Linked DNA regions of Homo sapiens: region 2 is linked to region 1. Evidence: chromatin loops called from intact Hi-C (ENCODE). Cell type or tissue: mammary epithelial cell. All regions are shown on one strand. Each heading gives the region's core, and the rest is flanking DNA. Links, peaks and the distances in the headings are about the cores only.

Region 1 (2,814 bases), core at 67-2,566:
CCTGGCTAACACGGTGAAACCCCGTCTCTACTAAAAATACAAAAAATTAGCCGGGAGTGGTGGTGGGCGCCTGGAGGCTGAGGCAGGAGAATCGCTTGAACCCGGGAGACGGAGTTTGCAGTGAGCCGAGATCACGCCACCGCACTCCAGCCTGGGCTACAGAGCAAGACTCCGTCTCAAAAAAAAAAAAGAAAATTATTTTTTATTTTTATTTTGTTATAGAGACGAGATCTTACTATATTGCCCAGACTGTTCTCAAACTCCTGGGCTCAATCCTTCCACCTTGGCCTCCCAAAGTGCTGGGATTACAGGCATGAGCCACCGTGCCTGGCTGATTTGTGAGACTTAAGAGGCAAGTTATCTGTCCCCAACACACCCTAGGTACAATGGTGGGATAGCCATAGGACAACTACTACAGACATTCTGGTTCAAAAAGAGGGGAAATGGGAGACATAAAGGAGTTACTGGTCTATAACTAACAACTCTGAAATCCAGCTGGGAAAATGGAAGTTTCTTGATTAGATGTCAAGGCCTGGGAATAATATTCTAAGGCTCTGCCCTCTGATCTCTTGGTTTTACCCTGTGTGCCTTCCTTTTTCATGAAAGGCAGCAAATGTTTGCAGCTGAACTGTTTCCCCAGTTTGCTTCCTGCCAGTAGAATTTTGGGGGTCCAGTGGCTTTTTTTCATTTTGTCTTGTCTGTAATCAGCTGCCACCAAGAAATAGTTCCACAGGGGGGCTTGGGTTACTGTTCTGTTGGCAGGTTGGGCACTCAGCAGTGGCTTATAGCCAGATTGGTCGTGGTGGAAGTCCATATTGTGGAGTCCATGCATAACCTCCATGCCTGCCACCATGGCCATTTTGTTCAGGAATCCATTGGGCAAAGAAAAGGGTGACAGATAAGAGGCTGACTGACATCACAGAACAGGACACCTACCTGTCTACTTGATTGAGCTCCTCTTCTGCAGTGGACTCTCTCTGGTGCTTATTTATGTGGGACGTGAATATCTCTGCCCATTCCAAGAGGGACAGCCATATGCTCTTCCTCAGACCTTGTCAATAATATTTCAGTCCTGTTATTTCCAAGTCCTTCACCATTTAGCCGAATCATTAAAAACTACTCATGAAACAGTGGAAACCTATCTATACCTCTGACCAGCTATGTGACCAGGCAGTTGTTCTACTGGGAGAATTTCCCTTCTCACTGTCCTTCAGGATCAACCCTAAGTAGGGCTGTAACACTACAGCTAGCTACTTCAGCAGGGCCAGCATATCATGCAGGGCTATGTATAAACCAAGCTGGAATAGAATATTGTATCCCTTAGTCACCTGGTCACAGGGAATTCCCCATGAGGCTTCAGGTGTGGGTGAGAGAGGGATGGCAGTACAGCAGTTGGGAGTATGATTCACTTGCTCAGGCAGCTTATTCATCATCTAGGCCTGCTTGTATAACTCTATTCTATTCGGTGGTGGAGTGCTACTGCACATAGATAACTTCGTGGCTTGATGAGACAGTTAACACACAACTCACCATGGGGAGCTCAGCTTGCCTGGGTCACTTGGAGTCCTATGCTCAGCCATTCATTCACAAAATAGACCCACTTTTCCATTTTTATTTTTCTCTGCTCCTGGGACTCCTGTTGTCACGATATTGCCACCTCCAATTTTATCCCCCATTTCTTGAATCTTTAACTTGCTCTTCAGCTGTAGTCCTCCTCCCCTTTATGCCATCTATACTGTGTAGATTCGAATAGTATATCCAAGAACTGGAGAAATCACCACAGGATTTCTTCTGGGCCCAGTGTAAGAAAGACTCAGATCAAAACTTCATGTATAACCCCATCCCACTCTGACTGATGGGCTGCAGTGGCAATCTGGATCACCAGAGATTAACATTAATTCAGAACCAATATCCAGTCTATTTCAAAGGCCTGGATATTTCCCTGTCCCCAGTGTACAATGACTGTGGCTGCAGGTCTCTGTGAGGAAAGCAAGGAGGGAGATTTTGCCATACACACTTGTGAAAAGTGTAGCAAGGTCCTTCTTCAGATGGACCCTCCCCTTCATTCAAGGGGCTCTGGTCTATGAACTGGGGAAGAGGCTGGGATGCCACATTTTTGAGGACAAAATCAGGCCTCCATTTTCCAGAGTAGAAGATTATTGGGGTTATATAACAACTAGGACTTTATCAGGCTACCTATTTTGGTCCTAGGGAAACTATCCTTAATTATCCACTGTTATACAAACCTCCACAGGTCAAACCTGATTATTGCTATGGCTCTGCTATCCATTATAAGAACGAGACCCAACTTCTCTTTGGAGATGAACCTGTCACCTCCATTGAAATCAGGGAGCCCATTCATGATTTCTCACCATGACCCTCACCTGCAGAAATAAATCACTGCAATGCTTTATAATACTGGTACTCATTCATGTACTAGTTAAGGTAAAGCTAGCTCCTGGGACAGAAAAAAATTTTCTGAGATTTAAGACAAGTTTACTTCTTGCTTCTGTAGTATTCCAAAACAGGTGTTAATAATTGAGTTTCCCTCTTCTAAGTGATGATTCAGAGGCTTAGGCACTTTCTGTCTAGAAGGTCTGCCATCTTCAAAACATGGTCATCATTGTATTTATTGTCATCTCCATCCTTAATAGCCAGAAGAGGAAAAGACCATGTGGGAGGTTTCTATGAGCCGGATGTAGCACACATCACTTCTCATATTCCATTAGCCAGAACTCAGACAATGGGCATACCCAACTGTAAGGGACACTGACAAATGTAGTCTAAATCTGTCCCTAGGAGGAAGAGGAAACA
Region 2 (2,814 bases), core at 202-2,701, 93 kb after region 1:
GATAGTCATTATTTATTGAAAATTTTCTAAGGACCGGGTGCAGGGCAAAGTAATGCACATGCATTGTCTCAGGTACACATTATCAGACCCCCATTTGGCAGATGAGGAAACTGAGGCCCAGGCTGGTGAAGGAGATAGCTCAAGGTTTCATAGCTAGTTTAAACTGGTCAGGATTCAGCATCTTATATCTACTACGTCTCAAAAAGTGGGACAGAGACAGAGATGGGAGAGGGGATGCAAAGACAGACACGCACGCAGACGATCACGTGAGCGGCAGACCTGCATGGAACCGTTTCGAAAGACACTGAGGGTGGGAGGTGGGGCCGCGGGAGGGCAGCAACGGGCACCGACCGCTCCGCAGGGTACTCACCTGGTTGCAGTCTGGGAGCCGCAGGAGCACTCGGCTTCCCTTTGCGACCCGCACGATCCTCCGCAACCCGCTGACCTAGGGTTGAGAGGCCGCCCCAGTAAAAGCTCGCGCAGGCCCCACCCCTCGCGCGCTTCGGCCGGCCTCTTCCCGCTGCCACTCCCCCCACCGCCCCGTCTTTATGGCTTCTCACCGTACACCTCCGGCCGTCGCCGCCGCCGCCCCTGCCGCGCGCGCACAGACACCAGAGGCCTACAGCAAGATCTGAAGGATACGCTGGACGGAACCCTTCCACGGGCTGCAGCGCGAGCAGGGGCACGGGCCTACGCCGCTACCGACGGCTCCCCGGCTCCCATTGGAGGAGTGCCCTTCTGCCTTTCCAGGGATTGGCTGGGGATGGAAACATTTTATTTTTACCCCCGAGGCTTAGAGCCAAACCGAGGAAAACTCCGCCCCTTCGGGGGACTTTGATTGGTTAAAGAGCCAAGCCCACCCTTTAATAGGATTGGCCAGGAAAGGAGTGCTTGTCATGGCCCTTTGCCTGTCTATTCGACAGGTCTTCAGGCGGCTACTTGGGAATACGCAGGCGGGAAGCCGGAAGCCACGCCAGGCGCCGAGTCACTGCACAATCGAGATGCCTGGCTTCTTTGACGTTTTACTCTCCATAAGCCACCTTGCACTGCCACCGCTCTGCTAAGAGACGCGATTCTGCCCCTAGTTTCTCACAGTTCCACACCCACCTGCAGAGATTCCTAAGCCAGGTTTCTCTCGCTCAAAGTGAGCAGAGTTCCTTATTCCATGCATGGAGGATGAGGTGGCTATGGGGATGTGGCGTGTCACCTACCAGTCCCTGATACCTGCTGAGACATTGGTCAAGTGACAACCTCGCTAGGAGCCTCAGTTTAACCATCTGGAAATGGAAAGATGTTTTAAAATTTTCCTCACAATGTGTGAGGATTAAATGAGAGGGCAAATATAGATCAGTTGCCTGGGGCATAAATAATTAAGTTCTCTCCTCCCAATTCTTTCCCAGTATTCAGGCGGACAGAACTTATGGCCCAGAGAGGCAAACTGACTGGCTTGAAGTCACACAGCCAGGCCCCACCCCTCGCGCGCTCCGGCCCTGCCTCTTCCCGCTACCACTCCCCACCACCGCCCCGTCTTTGCGTCTTCTTACCGTACACCGCCGGCAGTCGGCGCAGTAAGACCCAGAATAAAACCCAGGCTTCCAAAGGAAAACTGTTTAAGAAGGAAGGAGAGATGGGAAGGACCCTCCTATTTGCAAGGGTTCTTAATTTGTATTCTGCAGACCTCTAATCGAGGCTGGGGACAGGGTTTGGAGAGGTCCATGAATTTGGATGGGAACAAATTTACACCTTTATGGCCGGGCGCAGTGACTCATGCCTGTAATCCCAGCACTTTGGGAGGCCGAGGCGGGCGGATCACCTGAGGTCGGAGTTCGAGACCAGCCTGACCAACATGGAGAAACCCCATCTCTACTAAAAATACAAAATTAGCCGGGCGTGGTGGCACATGCCTGTAATCCCAGCTACTAGGGAGGCTGAGGCAGGAGAATCGCTTGAACCTGGGAGGCGAAGGTTGCCGTGAGCTGAGATCGTACCATTGCACTCCAGCCTGGGCAACAAGATTGAAACTCCGTCTCAAAAAAATAAAACAAAATTACATCTTTATTTTCCCTCTCCTCTAACTGAAATTTAGCATTTTTCAATAAAGAATGTAACTAGGCATAGTAGCAGCAGTAGTAGCAGTACTGATTGTCACTAATAGAAATCAGAGATTTTCATATCACATTATAGATGTTGCAGATCTCTTGAAAATCATATAATTTCAATCATTATTTTAAAATCATGATAGTCATTAGACCCTCCATTAAATCTTATGATTTAATGGATTAATGGGGAGTACATATACGATTATACTATAGCACATATTTGCTTTTTCCATATTTTAATAACTATATTTCAATGTAATCAATTTCTTTTGTAATTCTAGATATTTTATTTTATGAATTTAAACAATTTTTTTTTTCTGAGAAAAGGTCTGGTGGGGCATGGTGGCTCATGCCTGTAATCCCAGAACTTTGGGAGGTCGGAGGCGGGTGAATCACCTGAGGTCAGGAGTTCCCGACCAGCCTGGCCAACATGGTGAAACCCTGTCTCTACTAAAAATACAAAAATTAGCCGGGCGTGGTGGCGGGCGCCTGTAATCCCAGCTACTCGGGAGGCTGAGGCAGGAGAATTGCTTGAACCCAGGAGGTGGAGGTTGCAGTGAGCCGAGATCGCACCATTGCACTCCAGCCTGAGCAACAAGAGTGAGACTCCATCTAAAAAAAAAAAAAAAAAAGAAAAGAAAAGAAAAAGAAAGGTCCCATTAGGCTTCACTAGATCACCAAAGGGGTCCATGGCACAAAAAATATTAAGAATATT

What was found. Peaks named below come from ENCODE experiments on the same cell type or tissue, not always from the same donor. Only the 100,000 strongest peaks of a DNase experiment are listed, where the experiment ranks them.
Region 2: it touches region 1 in a loop (7-fold over the local background); 2 of 110 quality-filtered maps call a loop at or near these places.

The regions. Positions count from the first base shown.
Region 1 is chrX:53,185,142-53,187,955 of GRCh38, reverse strand. It overlaps a transcript of KDM5C not described here. Among named protein-coding and RNA genes, the nearest start is that of MIR6895, 8.9 kb to the left of the region's middle. In mammary epithelial cell, for the core only: no CTCF peak of the experiment used is centred there; a DNase peak (open chromatin) is centred at 1,385; H3K27ac peaks cover 334 bases.
Region 2 is chrX:53,092,031-53,094,844 of GRCh38, reverse strand. KANTR (KANTR integral membrane protein) reads right to left here and starts at 703. Exons shown (of 3, transcript NM_001397448.1): 1 at 561-703. RefSeq lists a silencer at 375-524 and enhancers at 585-704, 1,015-1,074, 787-1,611. In mammary epithelial cell, for the core only: CTCF peaks have their summits at 341 (motif pointing right) and 1,559; DNase peaks (open chromatin) are centred at 834 and 1,504; H3K4me3 peaks cover 1,190 bases; H3K27ac peaks cover 1,095 bases.